2 separate regions of the Homo sapiens genome follow, and region 2 is linked to region 1. The links are chromatin loops, found by intact Hi-C in ENCODE. Cell type or tissue: PC-3. All regions are shown on one strand.

What was found. A loop is a pair of places that touch in the nucleus more often than their neighbours do. Peaks named below come from ENCODE experiments on the same cell type or tissue, not always from the same donor. Only the 100,000 strongest peaks of a DNase experiment are listed, where the experiment ranks them.
Region 2: a loop joins it to region 1, with 3 times the contacts of the local background. A loop is called at or near these places in 4 of 110 quality-filtered maps.

The regions. Positions count from the first base shown.
Region 1 is chr14:45,264,849-45,272,848 of GRCh38, reverse strand. It overlaps LOC107984674 (a long non-coding RNA gene), which reads right to left. Exons shown (of 4, transcript XR_001750746.2): 3 at 4,161-4,220; 4 at 3,140-3,478. Among named protein-coding and RNA genes, the nearest start is that of MIS18BP1, 16 kb to the right of the region's middle. In PC-3, a CTCF peak has its summit at 4,108 (motif pointing right); a DNase peak (open chromatin) is centred at 4,118.
Region 2 is chr14:45,153,306-45,161,305 of GRCh38, reverse strand. FANCM (FA complementation group M) reads right to left here. Exons shown (of 23, transcript NM_020937.4): 6 at 7,254-7,386; 7 at 6,484-6,609; 8 at 5,847-5,933; 9 at 2,026-2,210. Among named protein-coding and RNA genes, the nearest start is that of FANCM, 21 kb to the right of the region's middle. In PC-3, no CTCF peak of the experiment used is centred here; no DNase peak of the experiment used is centred here.

The DNA.
Region 1 (8,000 bases):
ACAAATCAAATTTATTTAGGGTCCTCGAAAATTTTTATGAGTATAAAGGAGTCATGAAACCAAGTGGGTTAAGAATTGCTAACACAGAAGCAGAAAGTCAATCCCTTCCAGGTTAAAGTGTTATAAAAGAAAAAAAAAGAAGAAAAAGCTAAAGCCAAGAAGTCAGTTACTTGGATTCTCATCTCTCTCTCTCCCTATGCCCCCGTACTTCTGTTCAAACCTTGAGTGAGTTTAGAAACATCCAGATAGGTATGGGAAACTCAAGAATATTGAGACTAACATATATTAGAAGAAGGCTGAAAACAAGAATTCTCACATTTTTTTTTTTTTTGCGCCATGGACCACCTTTGGAAGTCTGATAAAAACATATAGATCCATTCTTAGAATGTTTTTATATTCATAAAAGAAAATACACGGAAGTCCAAAAAAAAATATGTTGAGATACATTTCTATTCATATGCCCCCAAAAAAGTCCTGCATATGACTACTTCCAAAATGGCACCAAAAAAATGATGCAATAGCAACTGCAGGCGGCTGTGGATAAATAAGCTTGGAACAACACCCCTGGAACACACCTCTTCCCTATGGCCAGTCCTTTTCAAAATGCACAGGATCCACCTATGTCCCATGGAATGGATACAGAAGTGTAAGAGACTTGGGATTTAAAAAAAAAAAAAAAAGAAGAAGCCATGATGTGGGGATACTTCGACACCTCCAAATAGCTTGGACCATGTACTCTAACAGCCGACTTCAGCATGTCACCACCTGCAGACTTCAGCATATCAGACTTTAGCATATCAGCACCCCCAGTGGGGGATGCTGATAATGGGAGACACTATGCATGTGTGGGGACAGGGGGCATATGGGTAATCTCTGTACTTTCCTCTCAATTTTGCTGTGAACCTAAAACTGCTTTAAAAAAAAATTTTTTTTTAATGTTCAGCGTTGCTCCTGTTGCTCATCCCTGAGTCTATCTAGACATTTGGAATCACAAGACTAGAATAGGTGAATAGGTCTCACTATATAGGTTCTCAAAGCAATCCACAAGTCCAGAGGCTTGTCTTCATTGACCACTCCCATATAATAGCTCAAGTGGAAGAGAATGAGATCTTTATGGGCATGTGCAATCATCATCTTGGATAAGATGCTCCATATTCCAGATAAGAACCAACATTCATGGGCATAACTTCCTGGTCCCCACAAAAGACATTGAGTTATTTAGGAAAGCCCAAAGTTTTGGCTTCACACCAGGAATTTGTAGTTCTTCACAACTAGTCAAGGTAAATTTATCAATCAGGATTATTTTTACTATAAACAACATTGCTAGTTACACAGTTCACATTCTGCCATTTACAGGTTTCTAGGGAAATATAATTAGAAAGTTAATCCAAGGTAAATTTTGTCCACACAGAAAGAGAAAGGGTTTTGCTAACCTTTACACATTCTTTCTATGTACCTTTTCCCAACATTGCATTAAACACCCTTGAAGCCACTAAAAAAGGTGAAAACTCACATCAAGACCAAAAACTAAGACTAATAGATATTTCAATGCTGGATCTGGGATAAACAATACTTAGTATAAGACAGATGGAATTTTTCTGTGAAAAGCACTTACACTCTGCTTCATGAAACACAGATTGCCTGAAAAGGAGTTAGAAAATAATGCATACTTCACTATCTGTTTCTGAAGTCAGGGATATGGTATCTCCATCAACTAGAAATTTAGAATGCTATTCTTCTTTTTAAAAAGGGCCAGTCCATGAGTTGACTGTGTCTCTCCTCCATAATGTTGAGAGACAATTCTCCAGTGATCTTTTGTGTTTCTGTATGTCTCATGAAGAGGCACTGACAGCTTTTGTTCCAGACTATCTTTTCAAGGATGTTTGTATGGAAAACAATCTTAGAAGATAAAAAGTTGAGTCTCCCTCTAAAGCAGAGCGTATATTTGTTTCCTGACCATGATAGTAAATGTGTCTCTAATGAAATATTTTTGTGAAAACTGACCTAATCGAAAAGAGATATCATAGATCTCACTTTTAGGAGCAAGTAAGCTAATAAATAAGCTGATTTGTTTTGCAAATCCCAGAAAGTTTCAGGAATTGGAGGCTCCAGATACATCTGAAGGCAAAGTGTAGAGTTGAGCTTAAAACAGAAGAAATGGTTGAAAGTCTGTATTTAAAAAAAAAAAAATCATTTCTCAGTCCTCTTTCCTTAGCCCAAAATTTGGGGACACCTTTTGCAGCTGATTAATTAAGAGGTGATTAATTGAAAGTCTTTATACTAAAAGGTGACACCCCTAACCCTCTTCCCCAGTTTGTCTCACAGAACACCAGTTAACAGATTTATACTCTGTTTGCCTCTCCTGGTCCTTTCTCTGCCATTCTCTCCCTGGCTCTGAGAAATTGACTTCTGTGGACTGTATCAGCTAGGCTCCCTTAGCCTCTGGCTTGCATTTGGACTCAGCCAATGAGAGCCACCAGCATAAGATTGCAGGGTAAAAGGAGAGATGGGTTGAGCTTTTATTCTCTTTCTCCCCTTCCCTTGCAATTTTTGGCAGTGACTGCACTTCTCTACTTTCAGATACAGCAACTGTTGGACGCCCTCTCACACACAACTACAGATCATTCCAAGTTCCAGTATACTGTTAGGCCTAGGAGAGGTAATGGCTTTCAGCTGTTTTTAGTCCTGGAGTGTTTACCACCTCTTGATTGTTCCTGTTTGTGAAGGTTTAGTAATGTTTCCCTCATTAAACTCTTTTCAAGGAATCCTTTCATTGCTCTTTGCAATTTCCCCTTTGAGTGATCCATCTGTTTCTTTTTTTCTTTTTTCTTTTTTTTTTTTTTTTGAGATGGAGATTTGCTCGTTGTCCAGGCTGGAGTGCAATGGCATGATCTCGGCTCACCACATCCTGTGCCTCCCAGGTTCAAGCAATTCTCCTGCCTCAGCCTCCCGAGTAGCTGGGATTACAGGCATATGCCACCACGCCCAGCTAATTTTGTATTTTTAGTAGAGATGGGGTTTCACCGTTTTGCCCAGGCTGATCTTGAACTCCTGACCTCAGGTGATCTGCCCACCTCAGTCTCCCAAAGTGCTGGGATTACAGGCGTGAGCCACTGTGCCCGGCCAGATCCATCTGTTTCTTATAGGCCCACAAAGTCACATACCCTCTGGCAATTTTGCAGGATGCTTCTACTGGACCACCTGAACAAGCCCAAGAGAAAGGCCTACAGAGGTTTATTTCTAATCAAAAGGGAAAAGCATGAACAAATGCCCATAGGCATGAAGCAGTTAATTGTGTTCCAGGAACTAAGTGCTACTAGGTGTTACATGTGAGGTGGGGAGTGAATGGAGAGTAGGCCCAGAAGAGACAAATGCCAACTCAAAAGAGCATCTTGTAACTCATATCAAGGATCTTGGAGTTTACACCGTAGGCTCTGCAGAGGCACTGAAGGATTTCAAGTTTCAGTTTCAATCAATGCTGGAATAAAAATGAAGGAAAATGTAGGCAAGGCTAGAAGATGGAAGACATAAAGACATGACAGAGACAAACAACTGCAATGGTTTCAGTGAGAAATATTGAAGGCCATGATTCAGACTGTGGTGAAGGAATGGAGGAAATGGACAAAAAATTAGCAGCTATTGGGAGGCAGAATAGGTGAATGAGGGAATAGGGGGGAAACAGTCCCGATTGGCTCTTGGGCCTCTTACTTAGCAATGGATAAACAGCCTTTCACTGAGATAAAGTGTAGAAGATGACAGAATTTAAGAATGAGATTCACTGGCGGAAGGAAGGGGGTGAGGCGGGAACAATGATAAAGAGTTCTATTCTGAAAATGCTGAGCTGGAAATAGCTGTGGGAAATGTGGGTGAAATTGTCCCTGAGGTGCAAGGAAAGAGCTTCCCTTCAACCCACTGGTCAGTGTAGAGGGCATTGAACTCTGAGTTTTCCCCTCCCCCAATGAGGGAAACAAAATACAAATCCACAGCAAAAGAAAAACGTAAACAAACAAACAAACAAAAACAGAGCAAATCTGCCTTTGATCTTAGCATGGTAGTGGGCAACAGCCAAAACCAGAATAAAAGGCTCCCTGTGTAGATACCCATTTGACCACAAGATGGCATCAGAGCTAAGCTGCAGGAGAGCCCTAGTCAGAACCTACCTCAGTGCATCAAAGCCATCGCTTAACTGTTTGTTTTTGTTAGCAAGGAAGGGCTGTTCACTGGCAAAAAAAAAAAAAAAAAATTACTGAAAAGAGACATTTAGAATATTCTAAAACAAATTATACAGACTATACAGTATGCTCTAGGAGCTGGTAATATGGCACGTGATGAGCTGACTAGAGAGTCAAGCAGGTGCCTGTTTAAATTGGACATCAAGGGCTGTGGGATAGCAGGTGTCACATAAGCAGACAACTTCAACATAAACCACAAGGTTGGCCAGTGCGGTGGCTCACACCTGTAACCCCAGCACTTTGGGAGGCTGAGGCAGGCAGATCACTTGAGGTGAGGAGTTCGAGACCAGCCTGGCCAACATGGTGAAACCCTGTCTCTACTAAAAATACAAAAAAAAAAAAATTAGCCAGGTGTGGTGGAGGGCACCTGTAATCCCAGCTACTCGGGAGGCTCAGGCAGGAGAATCACTTGAACCCGGGAGGCAGAAGTTCCAATGACCTGAGATCATGCCACTGCACTCCAGCCTGGGTAAGAGTGAGACTCTGTCTCAAAAATAAAAAAAATAAAACTACAAAGTATGAAAGGTGATCCAGAAGTTAGGTCAATTGGCATAACAATCAGAAACAAGAACAAAAACACTAGCAGGTTTATGTATCACCAGGCATGACCTCAGGCCTCACCCCAGGTGGTTGTTGAAGAGGCCCAGATATTATCCCCAGGTCAAATATTAGATTAGACATGGGCATTCTGCCCTCTTGGCCTATAATAAATACCCCCACAAACACTGCAGTTGAGTCACTCACTGTGAAGCTAGATGAGTTAGCAAGAAAAAAACCATGTCAGTGTTAGCATCTCATTCCTTCTTCCCCAAAATTATATGTCCTAGGAGTCATCTCAGCATGGAGAGGAGATGGAAGCAGCAGGAGTAGAGAGAGACTTACAGTATTTCCCCCAAGATTGGGAAGGGGATATAATATTGAGATTTCTTTGAGAGGCAGGAATCTGCAGGGGCAGAGTAGGCCAATATATTTTCAAAGTAGCCACTACTTAGAGAGAGAGAGAGAGATTTGACATACCACACTCAAAAGTAGGAACTGGGAAAATCAAGCCATCTCCTATGTATCTCCTAATAATTTGAGACTCTTTAATAAAAGAATTCCATTTCTTTGAATTCAAGCTAGCTTCAGTATGCCTTTTGTACCTATTAGTATGAACTTAAATGGGAAAACACAATACACTTTATAAAGTCACATGATATAAATCATAGATGCCCCCACCTCCCCAGCCCACTTCACTTTTAGTTGTAACCAAAATACTAGTTATAATAGGCATTACAGACATAGTTACTATTAATACCACCAGGCCTCCCATATCACCCCAACCTCAGCTCACATGTAATTGAACTATAAATAACTATTTCATCAACTTTCAAGCTGTCTAGGAATGGGCCATATCTCTGAATCATTTATACTCTAATATGTCACATGGCTATCTCTAAACCTTCCAGTTCTATTTGATTAATTATTACTGTCTTCAAGCCCCTCAAGACCTCTTGTCTCTTGATCCTTCTGTAATAATATTCCTAATAGCCTTCTCTTGCCTTTATTTTTATTACCATTCATCCAAAAATTTTTTTAAAAAGTCTATCATTTGAACCACTCACCTAACTATATTTTTATAACTCCTCTGTATTCTTTTCATTCTGCTATATCCATTCCAAAATAACTCTAGGCCTGGATTAATATTTTCCCTTACAAAATTTATTAGAAATAAAAACAATCAATCCTGTAAACTGGTGCAACTACAAATCCCAACTCCAACTTTAGCTCGATTCTCAATATACTATAGCAATCTTTCTGTTTCTCTCAAGACAGTTCTCTCCCATTTTCTAACAACAGCTGTTCCAAAATTTAAATACTCTTTTCACCAAGCAATCATTGTGAGGATTAAACATTTCAATATCTGCTAACTTAATTTTAGCCAATGATCTCTCTTCCTTACATCAGTGACAAAAATATAGGCCATGGAGAAGAGTTTAACATGAAGACGATCCTTACCTAAAAAACTCATGTGTAGGCCGGGCGCAGTGGCTCAAGCCTGTAATCCCAGCACTTTGGGAGGCCAAGGAGGGCGAATCACGAGGTCAGGAGTTTGAGACCAGCCTGGCCAAAATGATGAAACCCGTTTCTACTAAAAATATAAGAAATTAGCCAGGCACAGTGGCAGGTGCCTATAATCCCAGCTAATCAGGAGACTGAGGCAGGATAATCACTGGAACCTGGGAGGTGGAGGTTGCAGTGAGCTGAGATCGTGCCACTGCACTCTAGCCCTGGTGACAGAGTGAGACTCCATCTCAAACAAATAAACAAACAAACAAAACTCATGTGCATCTCTACCAATAGTTCCTCCCAGCTAGTCATTCTAAAAGAAATCTCCCTCCATTTGTAAAGGCTGGCCGAGCACAGTGGCTCACTCCTGTAATCCCAGCACTTTGGGAGGCTGAGGCAGACGGATCACTAGGTCAGGCGTTCGAGACCAGCCTGACCAACGTGGTGAAACCCCGTCTCTACTAAAAATACGAAAAATTAGCCTGGTGTGGTGGCAGGCACCTGTAATCCCAGCTACGCAGGAGGCTAAGGCAGAAGAATCACTTGAACCCAGGAGGCGGAGGTTGCAGTGAGCTGAGACCATGCCACTGCACTCTAGCCTAGGCAACAGAGCGAGACTCTGTCTCAAAAAAAAAAAAAAAAAAAAAAAAAAAAGGCTAACAATTCATTAATCTTTGCTCAAAGAAAAAAAATAATCTCAGCACAAATATTTCCTTAGTCCCAGCTGGTCTAACCTCTTTCTCTCTCCTTCCTTTTACGTATTTCTTGGGGAACAAATATCTTTGTGTTTGTCTCCAGGCACTCACCTCTTGATTATACTCTGATACCATAACCAAGCTTCTGCCCTACAAACCTGTTGTCCCCAAGGCCCCATGATTGCTAAATCCAAAGAGTATACTTTAACCTTTATTACATTTGCCTTTTGGGTAGCATTTGACATTAGAGAAAAAATAATGTTTCTAAATTGCATATCTGTAATAATAATAACAACAACTACCATATACTAAGTACCTAACATGTGCTAAGTGTTTTATACATGTTGCCTTATTTAAGCCTCACAATGATTCCATCTCATTTAATGAGAAAATGGAGGTAAAGTAACTAGCCAATAGATATACAGAGAGTAAGAGAAAGAACTCAGATTTGGAATCCCTTAATGACTCCGTCTCAAATGACTCTAAAATCCATTCCCTTAATGACTACGCTATTTTCAGACCTATGTAGCATGCTGCCTACTGGTCGGTCCCTCTTGGATTACAAAGTAAATTCAAAATGATCAAGCCTAAAACTAAACATATCTTCTCAACCCCCGACAAACCCTTCTTCCAGTATTATCTACTTCTCTAAATGGTACCATTATCCACCAAAATGCCCAAATCAGAAACAAGAAGGCTTTCTTTAAAAATTTCTCTCTTCCAAGTCCTACATCAAATTGATCATTTAATTCCGTCAACTCATTCCCTTAACTTCTCTCCAATCTGCCCATCCCCACTTTCAGAGTTTGGGTTAGGCCCTCATCATGTCTCACCATAACAACTACAAAAATTTCTGAGACAGAATTCTCATCTAGAATGCCATCCACTTCTAATCAATTCTCCACACACTGTCAAAGTGATCATTCTAAAACTCAAATGTTGGTGAGAATGTGAACAACCTGGATCACTCACATACTGCTGCTGGTAGGAATGCAAAATGGTACAGCCACTCTGGAAAATAATT
Region 2 (8,000 bases), 110 kb after region 1:
TTTGCCTGCAAGCTCGTTTCAAAATAAAACAGCTGTTATGAAAGCAATTACATATAGGAGTAATAAAAAAAGTTTTTACTTTGGCATACTTTAAAATATTATTGACATAAATGAGTAAATGATAAAGTCAGTAAAATCAATAATGTTCTTACGGTGCCTGACAAGCTCAGGAAATAATGACTTTAGGTAATACTGAAATTGATCAGAGATCGGATTGGGTACTGCAGGTATTTCAAATAATGAAAATGCTTGACCTCCACAGCAAAAATCCAATTCATTTTTCATTCATACATATATGTTAAGAGTAGTAATCACCCACTAGATGCCTTAAAAATATGTATAATCTGACTTGATAATAGGCAAAAGTATTATTTTCAGATTCAGGAAGGCACTCCCCACCATATCCAGTCAGCTTAAACAGACGCTTCTCGGTGTAGTGAGGGCAGGTATAAAAGGTATTTAAAGAATACCTGACCATGGCTCACGCCTGTAATCCCAGCACTTTGGGAGGCCGAGGCGGGCGGATCACGAGGTCAGGAGATGGAGACCGTCCTGGGTAACACGGTGAAACCCCGTCTCTATTAAAAATACAAAAAATTAGCTGGGCGTGGTGGGCACCTGTAGTCCCAGCTACTCGGGAGGCTGAGACAGGAGAATGGCGTGAACCCGGGAGGCGGAGCTTGCAGTGAGCTGAGATCGTGCCACTGCACTCCAGCCTCGGCAACAGAGCGAGACTCCGTCTCAAAAAAAAGAAAAAAAAAAAGAATACCTGACCAACATGGTGAAACCCTGTCTCTACTAAAAATACAAAAAAACTTAGCTGGGCGTGGTGGTGGGCACCTGTAGTCCCAGCTACTCAGGAGGCTGAGGCAGGAGAGTCTCTTGAACCCGGGAGGCGGAGGTTTCAGTGACTCGAGATTGGGCCACTGTACTCCACCCTGGGCGACAGAGAGAGACTCCATTTCAAAATTAAAAAAAAAAAAAAAAGAAAAGAAGAAGAAGACTACCTCCCAGCCAGGCGAGGTGGCTCATGCCTGTAATATCAGCATTTTGGGAGGCTGAGGCGGGCGGATCACCAGACGTCAGAAGTTTGAGACCACCCTGGCCAAGATGATGAAACCCCATCTCTACTAAAAATACAAAAATTAGCCAGGCGTGGGTGCCTGTAATCCCAGCTCTCTGGAGGCTGAGGCAGGAGAATTGCTTGAACCTGGGAGGCGGAGGTTGCAGTGAGCCAAGATCACACCACTGCACTCCAGCCTGGGCAACAGAGTAAGATTCCATCTAAAAAAAAAAAAAAAAACAAAAAAAAAACCTCATCTACTAACGTCTGCAGAATCAAAAAAGGATCTGTCAAAATTAATTAGAAATTAAAGAGATATCTAATTGTCAGTCACTACTCAAGTATAGACTTACATAGTTAATTTATAAAAAGCTGCATAGATTTTATAAAAATCAATAATGTAAAATTTCCCTCAAAACATCACAGCACTTAGAAAACCGAATGTCCTCTTACTCAGAGCATAAGGCTACCTTAAATACTATCATGGTTTCTTCTGACCCCACTTCTAAAATAAGATTTTTAAATAAATAAAAAGAGGCTAATTATTTGTTTAGAATAAATTATTAAAGCGACTTAATAAACATTTATTGGTGGCTCTACAATAAGATCTCTTTCAATGCTTACAACAACTCTATGATGTATGTTTACAGATAAGGAAAACTGAGGAAGAGGAAGTAAAGAAACTTTTAAGTGGTAGAGTCAGGATTCCAACCCAGTTAATATAATTCCACAGCTTTTCTGCTTAACTTTTACACTTTACATTACTTTAAAAAAAAAAAAGTTCCAAAACCACATAAAACATTTGTTATCATCTTTCAAAATATGCTTATTTTTACCTACACGTTTACTGTAAAATTCTTTTTAAGTAGCTAATTGACCAGTGAGTTAAAACTAACAAAAAAAGAACAAGTGCAAAGCTAATCAATCTTATTTTTATTTTTATCAATTCCAAAAATAATTACCTCCAGTTGCTCCTTCTGGGTAAAACCCTTCGTGCTTTTCCCTGAGGCATGGCCGACAAAAGTCATTACTCTAATAATTGGCTGATGCTGTGAAAGCATTTCTGCAATTTCTTGAACACTATCTCGAAATGAAGAGAAGATCATAACTCGGGTCTCATCACGTTTCTTTTCAGTAGTGTTTTCAGCTATATATATATATAAAAACTTTAATTACAACTTTTTACAAAGCATTTAGACAAGAAATAGTTCAAAAGACAAACCTGAAAGTGTTAATGCTAACGAATGATAATTCTTTCAAAAAAATAATTCAGCTGGATGTGGTGGCACACACCTATAGTCCCAGCTACTTGGGAGGCTGAGATGGGGAAATCGCTTGAGCCCAGGAGTTCAAGACCAGCCTGGGCAACATAACATAGCAAGACCCAGTCTCTAATAAACAAACATACAAATAAATAAATAATTTCAAACATCTTGAAATTTTTTAAACTATATTCTCTATTAATTTTAATAATCTTAGCTTATTACCATTGGCTGTCATAAAATAAAATCCTAAACAAATCAAATATGAATTATCTGAATCACTTTTGACTAGTCCTTCAACTCAGGCATAATGGCTATCATTTCCCTTTACCTTCTAAGATGGCCAGAAGCACAGAACTATGCAGCTCCCCCTAATTTCATAAGTCTTCCCTTTCCTTTCTGTTCACTAAAGGAAATGTCTTAATCCAAGCCATGCATTCTGTCCTCAAATCTACTATACTTTCAAATTCTCCAAAGACAACTGCAGAACATACCCTACAGTGAATTCCAAAGCTGCTCCCGATATGTCTGTGCTGGGGGGCGGGTGAGGTAGGGGGGTGGCGGGCAGTAGAATGCACTAATAAGAACATGATCTTTGTGGCTGGGCACTTAATTCTCTGGGTGATTGGTGATCATGGTAGTTATTTAAACTCTTTAAGCTTTAGTTTCTTCATATCTAATATGGATTGATGTATAAATGAAACAGTATATAGTTTTGCACATATAGTAATTGGCTAATTATTGCATACTGTGTGGGGTTTTTGGTTGTTTGTTTTTATTTTTGAGACAGGGTCATGTTTGGTCACCTAGGCTGGAATGCAGTGGCACCATCATGGCTCACTACAGCTTCGACCTCTTGGGCTCAGGTGATCCTCCCACCTCATGCTCTGAGTAGCTGGGACTACAGGCTCATGCCACCATGCCCAGCTACATTTTAAAATTTTTTTGTAGAGACGGGGTTTTGCCATGTTGCCAAGGCTGGTCTCGAACTCCTGGGCTGAAGAGATCTGCCCACCTCAGCCTCCCAAAGTGCTGGGATTACAGGCATGAGCCACGACATCCAACCTCTACTGATTTTTATTATCTTAATCATCATATGTGTTCCAAGGACCGCACTACGCATTTTATGTATGTTAACTCATTTAATCTTCACAACTCCTCTAAGGAATAAATGACTTATTAAATATAAAGTTAATTTACAATACAAAAACAAAACGTAGGACTTGAAGAAGCAGCTGTTCCAAGTAAAATTATTCTAAACAAACTTCTTTTGAATCATCATTGCATCAAGCATCAAGTCTCTGTATGTGACCAGCTCCTGAATGAATTGCTACTTTCATCACAAAACCTGTATCTCCTTCAATCTGTCACAGCCTGCCTTTTTACCCTCATTCCACTAAAGCTCCTTTCAGCAAAATCATCAATAACTTCCATACTGCCAAGTTCAATCGACACTTTTTAGTTTAACACACTTTCCTCTTTCCTTCTGAAATAGTCTCTTTCTTCAGCTTCTCTAACATTTTACTTGTCCAGTTTCCTCCCCAAGCTTTTTTTCCTCCAAACTCTTAACTGTTGATATTCTTCAGGACTCCATTCTGGACCCTCCTCTGTATATCTCTAAACTGTTGTCCTGATAATCACATCTATTCCTGAAACTTTAAATATTACCTTTATGCTGATAACTCCAAAATGTATTCACATATATGTAAATATGTAAAAACAGCAGCAATCATTCTTCTGAGATCCAGATTTGGTTATCTAATGCCTACTTGACACTTAGGTGTCTCAAAAACATCTTAACATGTTTGCTCTTTCTTTTGTTATTCTTTTTTTTAATTGACAAATAAAAGTTGTATATATTTATGTTGTACAATATGTTTTGAGATGTCTATATACATTGTGAAATGGCTAAATCAAGCTAATTAACATACATATTACCTCACATACTTATCTCTATTCTTCATTTTTCACTTTGCTCATGTAATCATTTGCAAACATGTACACATAAATGTATATACCCAGCCATATGATTCCTTTTTTCCTTTTTTTTTTTTTTTTTTTTTTGAGACAGAGTCTCACTCTTTTGCCAGGCTGCAGTGCAGTGGCGCAATCTTGGCTTACCGCAACCTCCGTCTCCCAGGTTCAAGAGATTCTCCTGCCTCAGCCTCCCGAGTAGCTGAGACTACAGGCACATACCACCACACTCAGCTAATTTTTGTATTTTTAGTAGAGACGGGGTTTCACCATGTTGGCCAGGATGGTTTTGATTTCTTGACCTCGTGATCTGCCCACCTCGGCCTCTCACAGTGCTGGGATTACAGGTGTGAGCCACTGCACCTGGCCAATTCCCTTTTTCTTATACCATACGTCTAATCCATCAACAAATACAATAAATAAGTTGGCTCCAATTTGAACATATATCTAGAATCTATCTCCCAGCACCTTGACCACTATTGCCTTGATGAACACCACTATTATGTGTCATCATCCAAGACTATCGTAATACTTTTCTAGGTTATCAATGTCTATGCTCCACAAAACTACCAGAGTGATCCTTAAAATGTCATGTCATTCCACTGCTACAAATACCTCTGTTTGGTTTTGCAAAGCACAAATATTCAGAAATTAAAAACTAAAGTCTGATATTATCTGCATACCTCTCATCTATACCACTTGTAGGCTCAGTCATACTTGTAGCCTCAATCTAACCACACTGGTCTGTTTAATCACACCAAGCACCCTACTGCCACCTCAAGGCCTTTGAATCTGCTATTTTTACTGCTTGGAATTATCTCTCCCCCAGCCTCCAAAACTCACAAGGCTTCCTCCCTTATCTCCATCATCACTTTAAATATCCCTCTACAGAGAAGTCTTCTATAACCATGCTATATAAAACAGCACTCCTCTATAACTCTCTCTCTCCTAATCTACTTTACTCTTTTACTGGTACTATATATTGTTTTACTCTCCACTTCCCTTATATTACCCCATGCTAACTTATATAGTACCTTATTCTTAACATTCCCACCACCACCCTTGCCCTAGCCCTTCCAAAATTTCTCACAGCTTTTTAGTATTCATTATCCAGAGTTAATTAAAAGCCCACCTTCTCCATAAGAAATGTTAGAATAAACTAATAGGTTGAAGGTTTTTCTTTGTTTGTTTTATTTTCGAGATTATTTATTTCAAGTTTTGCTCTTATAGCCCAGGCTGGAGTGCAATGGCACAATCTCGGCTCACTGCAACCTTCACCTCCCAGGTTCAAGCGATTCTCCTACCTCAGCCTCCCAAGTAGCTGGGATTACAAGCATGTGCCACCATGCCTGGCTAATTTTTGCATTTTTAGTAGAGACGGGGTTTTACCATGTTGGTCAGGCTGGTCTTGAACTCCTGACCTCCCGTGATCCTCGGCCTCCCAAAGTGCTGGGATTACAGGTGTGAACCACTGCACCCAGCCATAAGTAAAGTTTTACCTCTTGCAATAACTTTGTCTTGCCTTAAAGCTACTAAATATGACCTACCATTCCATGACTTGAAGTGTTCAATTACAACTTCTTCTAATTTCTTTAACTTTGGATGACTATAAACAAATTTTTTATTTTTATCTCCTGGAACAAAACAAAAATATCAAAATTTTTTTCTGTTTTTTTCCATATTCAATTACACTAATGTATATGAAAGTTATCTTTTCCAATGCATATGTTGGATTTTTTTTTAATTTTTAAAAAACTTAAACCAGAGGTAACATCTAGGTAGCACGTAAGTCTTACTGTAAAATGAACTTTGAACTTTCATAAAAATTTCATTCTGAGAGAACCTAAAGAGGAATCAGTAGCAAAGAAAGCAAAAATACATATCTAACTATAAATCAGGTTTTGATAGTTCTGAGAATTTTTACTACCACTAACAATTACCAACATCTGTTATATGTTTAAAGTTTGTAAACTTGTTTGAAGAAGTTTAAACATTGTTTAAAGCATATAAACTTTAAATTTGAATATATATTAATCTTAAAAAATGAAATATTTACACATTTAACAGATCTGTTGCTACAAAATATAAATAATTGTAGACATTTGCATCAAAGGAGCAAAATTTCAAAATTAACTGTGATTAAGAAACACAACACAATACATAATTTTAAAAGAAAAACCAGACCTTGTTGGATAGCAGAAATACCATTTGCTGAAGTACTACGTGTACGTGCAAACATACACTCTAGATGATTATAGAGTTTCATGAAGTCTTCATTTCGGCCAAGTTCATTTTTTGACCGTGTCATCCCTTCAGAAATTAAGAAAAGGTTTTCAAATAAATAATAATAAAACTGATAAAATGTATTATTTATTAAAAAGAAATTAAACTTTAGCAATGAATGTAAGTTTTTCAAGTGTAAACATGAAAACCAGAAACTTTTTGCAGTTCTACATTCATATATGTATTAATGAATGGTTTCCTTTTCTCCAGGAATTTATTAAAAACAAAGAAACATGGCCATTTGTTAATTATTCCAATGCTTTTTAAAATAAATCATTTTTAAGTAATCCAAACTCTTTAATATGTCTTTTTTTTTTTTTTTTTTAAGACAGTCTCACTCTGTTGCCCAGGCTGAAGTGCAGCAGCATGATCTTGACTCAAGGCAACCTCTGCCTCTCGGGTTCAAGCGATTCTCCCGCCTCAGTCTCCTGAGTAGCTGGGATTACAGGCGTGCACCATCATACCCAGCTAATTTTTGTATTTTTATTAGAGACAGGGTTTCACCATGTTGGCCAGGCTGGTCTTGAACTCCTGACCTCAAGTGATCCACCCACCTCGGCTTCCCAAAGTGCTGGGATTACAGAAATGAGCCACTGTGCCCAGCCCTTCAATATGTCTTTAGCCAAAATAATACATGTCATTATTTCTTTAAATAATTTGATATAATTTACCTTTAGTTCCATCCATAATTCCACAAAGGAAGAAATATAATGATCTCATTCCCATTTGCTGCAATAATTCATAACCATGATATAAACTAATACAAATAGCAAACTCTCCCTCGATTATGCCTTGTTGTATTCCCTAGAAAAACAGCATATGTCAAATTTAACCAGAGAAATAAATGAACATACATGCTCCATGCCCAAGTTGTCAGGCCATAGTCAGTGTAACATTTATAATATAATCCAAATGATCATAATCATCATTCCCTTCTACACTGCTATAACCGATTGGTTATTAAATGTCATCTTATAGGATGTTGCTATGGAAAGGTACCAATGTATTTTGTATGTAAAATCTGCCCCTTTATTTCTTTTTCTTTAATTAAACAGGAAACTTACATTTTAAAAATAATAAGTAAAGGAAAAAAAAATTATATTGTTTTTCTTTACAGGTAAATTAATTGGCAGTATATAGATATATTTGTTCTTTCAAAACTATATAGTAAGCATCTACTACCTGTCAAGCACTGAGCTAGATACAATGGAAATGGGAAATAAGTTAGATATGGCCTATCCTCATGAATGTTACTGGCAAAAGTACAAATATTTAATCAGACTGTTTTAATGCCAACCTTTAATACCAAGTATACGTCCTGTGAAAATATCTGACACTGAGCCCCAGAAACTATTCTAAGCACATTACTTGCACAATTCACTTAATCTTAGTATCTAGCAGGTAGCTATGTTATGCTC